Linked DNA regions of Homo sapiens: regions 1 and 2 are each linked to region 3. The links are chromatin loops, found by intact Hi-C in ENCODE. Cell type or tissue: IMR-90. All regions are shown on one strand. Links, peaks and the distances in the headings refer to the core of each region. The heading gives the core; the rest is flanking DNA.

What was found. Peaks named below come from ENCODE experiments on the same cell type or tissue, not always from the same donor. Only the 100,000 strongest peaks of a DNase experiment are listed, where the experiment ranks them.
Region 1: it touches region 3 in a loop (5-fold over the local background); 3 of 110 quality-filtered maps call a loop at or near these places.
Region 2: it touches region 3 in a loop (4-fold over the local background); 12 of 110 quality-filtered maps call a loop at or near these places.

The regions. Positions count from the first base shown.
Region 1 is chr14:56,197,424-56,201,279 of GRCh38, reverse strand. All of the region lies in intron 2 of PELI2 (pellino E3 ubiquitin protein ligase family member 2), which reads right to left. Among named protein-coding and RNA genes, the nearest start is that of PELI2, 81 kb to the right of the region's middle. RefSeq lists an enhancer at 1,899-2,088. In IMR-90, for the core only: no CTCF peak of the experiment used is centred there; a DNase peak (open chromatin) is centred at 1,959; H3K27ac peaks cover 1,668 bases.
Region 2 is chr14:55,842,040-55,845,895 of GRCh38, reverse strand. No RefSeq gene overlaps it. Among named protein-coding and RNA genes, the nearest start is that of LINC00520, 47 kb to the right of the region's middle. In IMR-90, for the core only: a CTCF peak has its summit at 1,979 (motif pointing left); no DNase peak of the experiment used is centred there.
Region 3 is chr14:56,338,330-56,342,185 of GRCh38, reverse strand. All of the region lies in intron 5 of LINC02284 (long intergenic non-protein coding RNA 2284), which reads right to left. Among named protein-coding and RNA genes, the nearest start is that of LINC02284, 29 kb to the right of the region's middle. In IMR-90, for the core only: a CTCF peak has its summit at 1,901 (motif pointing right); a DNase peak (open chromatin) is centred at 1,985; H3K27ac peaks cover 1,913 bases.

The sequences.
Region 1 (3,856 bases), core at 759-3,258, 140 kb after region 3:
TCTCCTAAGTAACACTCTCATGGAAAAACCACCAGCAAATCCAGGATCATCCTTTCGACAGAATACTGAATTTGAAGAACTGCATGGAAACGGTACTTATCTACAGTTCCATTTTACAGGTTTCTCCCTAAAGCTCAGAGACAGTGAACATTTATCTGGAGCCACATTGCAGGGCGCATGTTCCAGGCCTCCAAATGCACAGGCCAGTGCTCTTCCTTGGGTTCACATTTAAAGACCAAGTTTAATGTTTTTTTAATTGGTGTTTTATACCTAGATTAAATGTATTTTAATATTAGAGATGACTGTGTGACTTTCTTATTTAAAAAGAAGGCCTATGAAATCCAAACAAACTTGTGAAATCTTTAGACAGTTCCATTTAATAATGATCACTAATGGCCATTAGACCAGGCAAAATCTATGAGGCAAACAATCAGAATGTTTGTTTGAAATGCAAATGTAAGACAACTAATGAAAATGCCAACAGTTCTTCTGCTAAGGCCTGCTGTGATATTAAAAACAGTCTAACAGGAACTTTAAGAAGGAGAGACCTGATTCAGGAATTCAGTTACTTAAAAAAGAATCACCTTTGCCTGAAGTACAGGCTGTTCACTTACAGTCATCAGCATTTCAGAAATCAAAAAGCCAATATTTCAACAACTGCGTGTGTATTTTTGGCTGAATGGTGGTTATATTGATTATTTTACCAGCCCTTTAGTGAGATTTCCTTCCTTCTTGGTCGTCATTTCCAGTTCTAGATGGTACCCTATAGGGTAACGAAGGCAGTAGAGTGTGGTAGTTATGAAAGGAAGCTCCGGCATTAGACAGACCCAGGCGTGTCTTCACTCCACTTCTCACCGGCTGTGTGACCCTGGGGAGGTTACTTAACACTCTGTGCCTCACATGCCTCATCTGAAAATGGAAATGATAAAAGCCCTACCTTGTGAAACTGTTGTGAGGGAAAGTAAAAAAAAATATGCAAAGTGCTTATTAGCACAGAATCTGGTGGCCATAGATATTACCTGTATGACACAGAATAAGCACTCTGTATTTGAACTCTCATTATTGTTAGGGCAAGGTGGTGTAGTAGCAGTAAAAGAAAGAAGAAATACCTTCTGTTACAATAACAACTACAAATATTTGAAAATGAATTATGACACAGATTAAAAAGAATGTAAACAGTTATATTGAGGCCTTGAATTCTGTCTTTAAATCGTTGCTCCCTGTATTGTAAGAACTCTTCGTTAATCACTTAAACTGCTGACTGCCAGCAAAACCTAAGCTTCATACAGACCCACTGTCTACCAGGTGAATACACCTAGCGTTGCCATCCATGTAAGGTAATTTCTACAGTGAAGGTAAACCCCAGATACACTCAATCAACATCAAGTCAACAAAGATTTATTGAGCACCACCTGTGTATATGGCACAACCATAAACAGAACTTGCAGTACAGCTTAATTAAATCCCTGGGCCCTGGTAAGCTGAGTGAAAACTACATGTAAATACTTAAGAAATAGCTGGCTGGTTTATCATACATATTTACAGATTTTAATTTACCAAAACAACTTGTATCTTATCCGTTTATATAACCTGTAGGGTCTGTGTTTAAATCAGGATGAATGTGTCAAAGTAGCCATTAAACTGAATTATCAGGGGGTTTTCACTAATACTTGCTAGTTATAAACCTCAGTTCATTGCTAACCACACCCTGAGAAATCAACAAGAAGAACCATGAAGCACTGGGTAGATTTAATTATTATTTTAAATGTAATCTTCCATTTTAATATTCCTGATATAAAGAAGAGTTTTTCATTGCATTGGGGAATCTACCGTCTGTGATTAGTTGAGAACTTTCATTCTCATGGTTCTTGGTTAACTGAACTGTGACTCAGCAGTAACATACCAAGACGAGAAATGACCAGGCCAGACCGTCTCTTGTATAAACAAAAACAGAACAGAAGTAAATGGAGATTAGAGCCCAGGCAGAACCGCTACATTCAGTTTCCAAATATGGGCATGTGGAGACACTCAGGACAATCACTAAGGACAACCCAGAAGCATCACATGATGACTCTCATGGGGGAAGACCTTGGGCAGCAAGAGAGAAACTTTTGGCTCACACATGATAGTAATAAAATTGTTTTTGTTTACAGAATTCTTGTAGGAGGAAGGGGGAAAGATACAAGGTAAAATTAATAAAACTTAAGAAAATAACAGTAGAAAAAGTAAGTGAAGTCATAAGCTGGCTCTTTGAAAATATGAGTAAAACAAAAGCTATTTAAGCAAGAAAAGAAGAACAAAAAATATACAAAATTAGGAACAGACAAGGTGATATAATTACAGACACTAATGATTAAAATAAAGTGAACATTATTCACTTTGTCAAAAATCCAGAGTAGATGGAAGATTTTCTAACAAAATATAAAAGTACCAAAATTGACCAATGAATAGATAGAAAACAAGAACCATTTATACCCTCTCTCTACTTGTCATCAATATCCCACCATACTGGGTCATCTCCATCAGCATATAAGCATGCTCTCCTATCATCCATCATTAAAAAGTCATGACCCCCAAGCCCTCCCTAGTTTTGCTACTCCCCATCACTGCACATCTGTTCCAAAGAGCTGTCACATGTGGGCTCTGCACTTGCTCATCTCCTGCTTATGGCTCAGCCACTCCATGCTGGACACTGTCCCCGCTGCTCCATCAGATTTGCCTTAGCCACCATAGCCACCAACCTGCAAGTGGTCAAATCTAAGTCCCTTCCTTTAAGTCGCATCTCACTGGACTCACTCAGTGCATGTGATGTTGTCAGCTACTCCAGTCTGCCTTAGGCACACTCCTCTCATGCTCCATGATGCCACGCTCTCTGGGTTCTCCTCCCTATTTCCTGGTCACTCCTTTTCAGCCTTTGTCTAAAGGATGAATTCACCAATGCTCAGTCCTAAATCTTCTGCCCCTCTCTACATGGTTGAATTCCAGATTCATGTATCCAATTTGTGCCCTCAACTCTTCCCCTCATATCTCACTGGCATCTCAGACTACACAAGACCCAAACCAAACTCTTTGAGTTTCTCCTTAAACCGGCTCCTCTTTTTTGCCTTGAATGGCATCATCATCCATACATTACAATCAATTAATTATTCCTCTGAGAGAGTCCCGTTGCTTCTTCCTCAAAGATATATTCGCTTCTCTGTACTTCTACTCCCACCATCCTAGTTGTATTAGTCAGGGTTCTCTAGAGAAGTGGACCAAAGAGGTGGGTGTGTGTGTGTGTGTGTGTGTGTGTGTGTGTGTGTGTGTGTGTCTTCACCAGTCATGATCCCTGGTGTGTGTGTGTGTGTGTGTGTGTGTGTGTGTCTTCACCAGTCACCATTCCTGGTGTGTGTGTCTGCATGTGTGTGTGTGTGCACAGGCAGGCCGGAGACCCCAGAAAGAACCAAGACTGCAGTTCAAGTCTGAAGGCCATCTGCTGATAATTCCCTCTTGCTTGGATTGGGTTAATCTTTTCGTTCTATGCAAGCTTTTACCTGATGTGCTTTACTCAAAGTCTAGAGATTTAAATGTTAATCTCATCCAAAAACACCTTCACAGAAACATTGAGAATAACACCTGACCACAAATCTAGGCACAATGGCCCAGCCAAGTTAACACATACAATTAACCATTACACTAGTCTAAGCCACTTCATTTCTGGTCTAAGCCAATGCAACAGGCTCTAACTGGTCTCTGTGCTTCCATCCTTTCCTTCCATATCAAAGCCAGAACACCCGCTTCATGCATAAATGTCTCCCCAAACACCCAACAGCTTCCTATTGCAACCAGATTAAAGCCAAGGCCCATGAACAAGACT
Region 2 (3,856 bases), core at 759-3,258, 500 kb after region 3:
CCACTAGCAGGAGAGCAGAGCAGGGCAGCAGAGAAGGAGAGAAGAAAAGCAGCAGCTGGATGTCAGATAAAAGCAGCTTGACTTCAGAGGAATGGCCTGACAGCAGGATTTTGGAGAAGAGTTCAGCCAAGGATGGCAGAACTCCAGGGGAAGATTATCTTCCCACTCCATCCCCCTTCCAGCTCCCCTTCCCACTGAGAGCCACTTCCACTGCTCAATAAAATCTTCTGCATACACCACCCTTCAATTCATTCATGTGACCTGATTCTTCCTGGACGCTGGACAAGAACTCAGGTACCAAGAGGGCAGGGTGTAAAAGGCTGGCACCCTGACCCTCCACTCAGTTGGGTGACACTTAGCCATTTGTGGATAGCAAATGCTAAAACAGCACTGATTGTAACACATGCCCTCTGAAGCTGCAGGGGTCACAGACACCCTCTTCCAGACAGCAGAGCTAAAAGAGCATTGTAACACACTTGGATGCTGCCATAGGACCCACATAAAGCCTGCTTCTGCCAGAGAGGAGCGACCAGCCAGTTCCAGTGTTCATTCACCCCAGCTCCTGTACCTACTCACCTGTGTGTTCCGCCCCCCACCATGAGGGGTTCAGAGCTGCAGGCTGAGTAAACAAACCACCCCTTCACAAGTCCTGCAAAGGGGTCAAGGGAAATATCCTGTCTCACCTTCATCTAACCCACGAGCTGAACAGATGCATGAATGAGCCCAGCTGGGAGAGGCCAAGACTGGCCAGATGAGCACAGCTGGCTGGTGAACCCATAGACCCATGGGAAATCATACATGGCTATTGTTTTGGTTTTGTTGTTGCTGTTTTGAGACAGAGTCTTGCTCTGTCGCCCAGGCTGGTGTGTGGTGGCACGATCTCAGCTCACTGCAAGCTCCACCTCCTGGGTCACACGCTTCTCCTGCCTCAGCCTCCCGAGTAGCTGGGACTACAGGGGCCCGCCACCATGCCCGGCTGATTTTTCGTATTTTTAGTACAGACGGGGTTTCACCATGTTAGCCAGGATGGTCTCGATCTCCTGACCTCGTGATCCGCCCGCCTCGGCCTCCCAAAGTGCTGGGATTACAGGTGTGAGCCACAGTGCCCAGCCCTTACATGGCTATTGTTTTAAACCACAATGTTGGATTGGTTTGTTACATAGTATTATGTTGGTAACTGATACAGAGTCAGAGCTGATTTTTTTAGGGCAGCAGAGGAGAGCTTTTGTGCTACCATCAGTAATCAAGCATCACAATTCTTCCTCAAGCAGCCTCTTCTTAAAATAAATGTTGAACAGAAATGTAAATAATCGGTTTGAAAGAACACTGAATTTTAATTTTGAGTCTGTCTTAAGCACTCACAGTTTTGGGAGGCATCACAGACAAGAGGTGAAGTAAGAGCTCAGGAACTGAGTACTTGTGAACAGGCCTGGATGGATGGAACTCAAGAGCTTAAGATATGGAAGCTTCATAAAGATGAGTACCCAGCTATTTACAGGCCCTGGGTCTCAGGAGGATGTCGGCAAATTTAAAGGGACAGGATTTATTTTGTCGCCATCTTCCTTGAAAGAAACTTTAAAGAATCTCAGAAGGATTCTAAAGGTCATCTGTCTGTCTACTCTTGACACTTGATCACTGAGTTGTCAACCAGCCCGGTTTGTTATAAACTGAACAAATGACAGTTTGGGAGTGGCGTTAAACGACTGAGGATCACTGAGGACATTTAGACAGGTCTGAGAATTAGAAAAGGCCTCAGTGAGTTCACGCTTCCTGCCTGGAAAACTCCTCCCTTGGCTCTGCCAGCAAGGAATACTAAACAGCATAGAGCTTTAGATGTCTCTGAAGCTCCTCAATTTACAAGTTAAGTCCAGATCCTGAAGAAAACATAAACTAGACTTAAACAAGATTTTACAAAATCTCAAATCAAAATGTCAAATAAAAATGTATTAAGGATCTGGTTTTGTGCCCTCTGCTGGACATGGTTTTACAAAATAAAAAAAGGAGGACACGGTCCCCTACCTTTAAGATTTTTATCATTTGATAAAATTAGATAAACATACCTGAAATACTAGCAGACTAATAAGATCTATACAATTGTGGTAATCATTCATATGTTCATAAATATTCAGATTCTCTTCCATCCACATATAAGAAAAAATTGTACTTCACCCACCCGGAAGTAAGGTGTGGTCATGGGACTTGTTTTGGACAAGAAAATAAGAAGTGATGGGTGTCATTTTTCAGGGAAAATATTTAACCACTTAGTTAAACCGAACCCCAACCTCCTTTCCTCGTGGCAGTGATCATGGAAGCACATGTCAAGACAGAGCCTCTGTCAGCCGGGACCCTGCTGAATGACTGCAATAAACAGAAGCCGCCTGTTGACCTACATGGCAGATGTAGTATAAATGAGAAATACATCTTGTTATGTAAAACCACAGAAATTTGAGGTTGTTTCCCCAGTGTAACCTAACCTATTGTGACTGAGATAACAATAAACATCTCAAATATTGTCACCTTAACTATGAGCATAAAAAGGTCATAGGGGAGAAATCATTGTGGGCTACAGTAGTCTGAAGGCATAGTTAGGTCATAAAAGATAATACAAGGGATATAAAGGAGTAGGAAGAGAGTTAGAGGCAGAAAAAACCCACAAAGGCATACAAACAAGAATGTATTTCTGCCTTTATTATAGGGCTTAATATAATATAATCACTAGTGTATTTGGTGGGCTCCTTTCTTCCAAAGACCTGGGCTTGCCACCTTGGTCCCCGCAGGGCTGGCTATGATAGGTGCTCAGGGTGTATTTGTTGAATAAACTAGCAGAGCATATTGAGGACAATGGGATGACCAAGCTGAGTCAATCAAAAGGTAAAAGAATATTCTATTTGACTGGCAAAAGGCACCACTTTAAATATCAGGGACAATACATGTACAGCAGGAGTGTCAATTTCAAGAAAACCTTCATCTTGGAAAGACCTGAGTTTCCTCATCTATAAAATGAGGGTTCAAGACCAAATGACACCAAAGGTTTGCTCCAGTCCTCATAGCTAGGATGCTATTATTATTTTTTCATCCAAGAATTGAATCGCTTTCTCCACTAAACTTTAATAATTTCTACGGTCTAACCATGTCATTGGATTTTTCATAACGTTATTGTTCTTTTAAAAGCTTCAGGGTCTTATAAAATTCTATGCCAGCATTTGAGCCAGGGGTTCTTTAAAGTGGAAAACATTGGTTTCTAAAGAAATATTCAGATTGTGATAAGTTCAAACCAGGCCCAAATTTCTTCAATGCATGTGTAATATACAATTTCGTTTTTGCTCAAGAATTTTATTCTTAGGGAAGTTTTTGAGGTGTCATGAGAAAGGAGGGGGAAGGAAGTAGAGAATGATCTCTATGTGGTAGTGGATGCAAATAATTAGCTACATCTAAAATTTTTATAACTATGATTGATTCATGTACAACTTAGGTATTAAAAAATAAAAATAAAAAATAGACCAGGCATGGTGGTTCATGCCTGTAAACCCAGCATTTTCGGGAGCCGAGGCAGGAGCATCACTTGAGCCCAGGCACTTGAAACCAGCCTGAGCAACACAGTGAGACCCCATCTCTCCAAAAAAAAAAATAGCCAGGCGTGGTGGCATACCTGTGGTCCCAGCTATTGGGGAGCCTGAGGCAGGAGTATCGCTTGAACCCAGAAGGTCAAGGCTGCAGTGAGGTATGTTCATGCCACTGCACTTCAGCCTGGGTGATAAGAGCAAGATGCTGTCTCAAAAATAAAAATTAAAAATATGTGTGTGTGTGTGTGTGTGTGTGTGTGTGTGTGTGTGTGTGTGTATATATACTTTTTTCT
Region 3 (3,856 bases), core at 843-3,342:
CCACTCCATGGTTGATTTAAAACTACCCCAAGTCCCAAGGGAGACACAACGGTCATCAGGGAAATGGGAGCGAATACCAGTTCTGTGTCAACTTGGAGCAGGGCAAAGTGGTGACCTAGGAAAACACACAGTCTAACTGCTGATTTCTTCCCCAGTGAAGAACTTGAGGTCTATAACACAGCATCATGTGTCTGCAGCGTAAGAATTCTGTTTTCTCAGCTAAGAATGAAGTATGAGATCACATGTTTATTGCTGCCGTTTACTTCCCACAATTCCTTTTTACATATTCATACTCTGGGTATTTTTTTTCTACATACCTCTGCCAGACTATGTCGTTCTCTTCTCATCCAGAGTTACCCTAGTTATTTTGCTAAAGTACCTGATCCCATTCATTCACTCATAGATCTTACACTGAATGCCGGCCATGGGACCTAGGGCTGGGAACCTGGGGACACAAAGATGAATGAGTCTCAGTTCCTAACGTCAAGGGGTTCAGGGGCTACCAGGGAAAACCGACATGTAAAGATGTAGGTAGATCTGTAAAGAAACGTCCTGGAAACCACAGAAGTAATTGTCTCTGATGGGTGAGGAAAGGCTTTCTTTTCTCCTTGATACCTCTCCTGAGTGCCTCTGGTTGCCTCACTTTGGCATCTCATCTCTGCCCTGCCCACTCTGCCCAGTCCCCCTTGGGTATTGACATTTCTGCTAATATCTCCCTCTCTGCACTTCAGATCAGACCTCCAACCCCTAAAGTTATGATTGCAGGTCACAGAGGACAGGTTTGTGCACATAGTACTAATTTTTTCAAATATCTTAGCCATGAGCAGTTATTTTGTAGAGTAAATCAATGCTAATTCTTTAGAGCAAAGCAACATTAAAGTCTTTTTCTTTTTTTTTTTTTTCCTGAAGCACATTCTGAAGATTATAATCTACAAAGAGTACTAAAATGAGAAAGGATCCCTGGGCCTAGCTTGGTACTAATTTTTATTCATCTGATTTATAGAGTGGGTAGGTGAGGTAATGTCCTCCTCATCTCTGGACTGGGGATATGCTGACAGCTCCATCCATCAGGCAAGCTGTCAGAGCATAACGCTTCAAAGAAGCTGTTAAACAAAGGTCCAAATGGCTAACACTTCTAGGAGATGAAAAAGCAGAAGTTAACCTTAGTGTCCAGGGAAAAGTATTTTGCTCATCTAGTAGAGAAATGGATGTAGCAGTAAAGTCTTTAGACAAAGGTATTAGAATTTAAAGACAAATTCCAAATACATGCCTGGATTTCTGCTGCCTTTATGATTCTGGAAGCAATTCCTGGTTAAAATGTATTGATAAATAATCAGCCAGCAACGTTGATCTCACTGAAACTAGGATCCATCTTCATTAGCAAATTTAAGGATCACTTATGTCTATAAATATAGGGCAGAAGAAATAGAGGGGATGTAATCCAAAGTCCGCGGTTATGCCTGTCCACCAAGGAGCTGGATTGCAGCTGGTGGTCTTTAACAATTAGGGGCATGAGAAGGACAATGATCATTTACACAATGACATTAATAGTGTAGTTGGTGACCATTTTATGGTATCTTGAAGAATTTTAGGCACATACAAAACATCCAAAGGACATATTTTAGCTGCTAGGTTTAGTATATTTTCTTTCTTTCATTTCAACACCTTCAATGCCTTTCAACAGTTTTAGATCCCTCTGAGTTTTAGATCATCCAAGTTCCTCAAGGACAGAGAGAGGTTCCATTAGAGCATGACAGACTCATAGAACGACCTCTTTTGAAATCTAGGTCACACAGACAGCGAAAGTATCTCCAGTGGTCTCAGAGATCCTGGCCATGGCTCGGGGCGTGGAGAATAGCTTCAAGAATGGGGGCCTATGCAAGAGGGCCCTCAGCCGGCAGATGGCACTACAGTGTTTGGCAGTCTGAACTTCGTGCGTGCTCTTTAATAAGGGCCTTTTCTCATCATTCTACTCAAAGTGTTGTAATTCCCTCTGATTGTCTTCTCTGCCCTCATTTGACTTTGCTGAGTCATTCCATGCTGTGTCATGAAACTCTGTGCTGCTGCAGGAGACTCAGAAGAAGCTCTAAACACTTTGTGGCTGTTGGGATAACTCAACATGGGGGGCAGGCTGCCATGCCAAGAACCCCAGTGAGGGTGGCTGAGGAGAGGGTCTATGTACGGGGGTAGTGTGAACCCGAGGGTGATGAGGGAGACATAGCTTTGGGTGGCTCTAAGCCTCTCAAAGCATTTGAAGACTCCACTCTAAGTGAACCCTCCACCTCCCCACCTCTCTCTCTCTCACTCCCCTGCCCTGACCCAAAGGCTCCAAGTATCCATATTGCATGGGCAAGTGCATTCTCCTACAGGAAAGATGGGGATGCATGTCAACCTCATAAGCCCCACATAGAAGGGAGATTTCTATCTCCCAGCTGTGCCTGTCTCATTTTGCTTGGAGAAAGAAGGGGATCACAGAGGGGTGGATCACATGCTCCATAAAGGCAAATATTCTCCCCTAAAGAGAACCTCTTTGCTCCCACTGTTGGAGTTGGTGTCAAGGTGGAGTGGGGATGGGAAAGGATATATTTTTACAATCCTCTCCTAATGTCTAAGGAGGAAGGATCCCAAAGAAGATCCCCTAGTTGCTGAAGGAAGATGGGGGTGTTAAATTGATTCAGGTGGGTGGATGCAAATTGGAAGGGGGGAGGACACCTAAATTATTCTACATAATCAGAGGAGGAAAGAGATCAAGAGAAAAACTGGTGGGAGGCAGGGAGGACAAGAGAGAAGGAGACAACTAAGGTGGAGATTTTGATGAAGTGTTGTGTAGTGCAGCGTTTGATATATTCTCTTCTCCATCTTTCCAGAAACAGCCTGGAAAACCGACATTACCAAATAGTGCTTTACGAGTTCTATTGAGGTGGGGAGAAATGAAATTTGAGGAGGGGTTCAGTCTTGGGGAAGTGTTTGTGCGTGATCAAAAGGCAGGAGCAAGAACTGCCCGATGTGCTACGCCAGAACTGAACAACGTGATATAACTAGTGAAGAGTGAGGGACAGCACTCCACTTGGGTCTACTATTGCTATGGCCAAGGTCATTTTGCAGTGTCAGGGCCACTCTCCAGGTGAGTTATGGGGAGAGACCACAAAGAACCTGGAGAGATAGCATGTTTCATCCACCTCTGCTACTCTGCCAGTGATCTGAGAACAAAAGGCCCTCCCAGCCTAAAAGCAGGAATTTAGTGGGGCTCAGTGGAAGTGTTTGTTTTGATAAGAAGCTGCTTTAAAGCCACCATATGTTTGGTTTGATGGTGACACATGGCTGTAAGTGCAGCCTGGGCCCAGATACTAGCTTAGTCAGTGGTTCTCTACGTGTAGGCCCTGGTCCACAAATAACGATGTCACTTGGGAACTTGATAGAAATGTCAACTCTCAGACGCCAACCAAATCTGCCGAACCAGACACCTGAGAGGTAGGGCCCAGTGATGTTGTTAAACAAGTCCCCTTGGTGATCCTGATACATCCTGACATTTGAGAATAACTGGATTATGCAACAATTCTAAATGTTTGGTATCTGAACCCCAGTAGGGCTTGTCAAACACAGAATCCCAAAATCTCTAGCACAGACACCAGAGATTTTGGCTGTGTAAGCCTTGGGTGAGCTTGGCACCCTTTGTTTAATAAGCTCTGCAGTAATTCTTGTCCCCATCTAAGTTCGGGAACCACTAGAGCAACAGATTAAGAAGAAACTGAGTCCATATCCTGAAATTATGAGCTAATGTGGCTGGCAAATTGAACAACTTATTGAAACAATAGAGACCTTCCAGGATAAGTAAAGGAGCTTAATTAATGTTCCC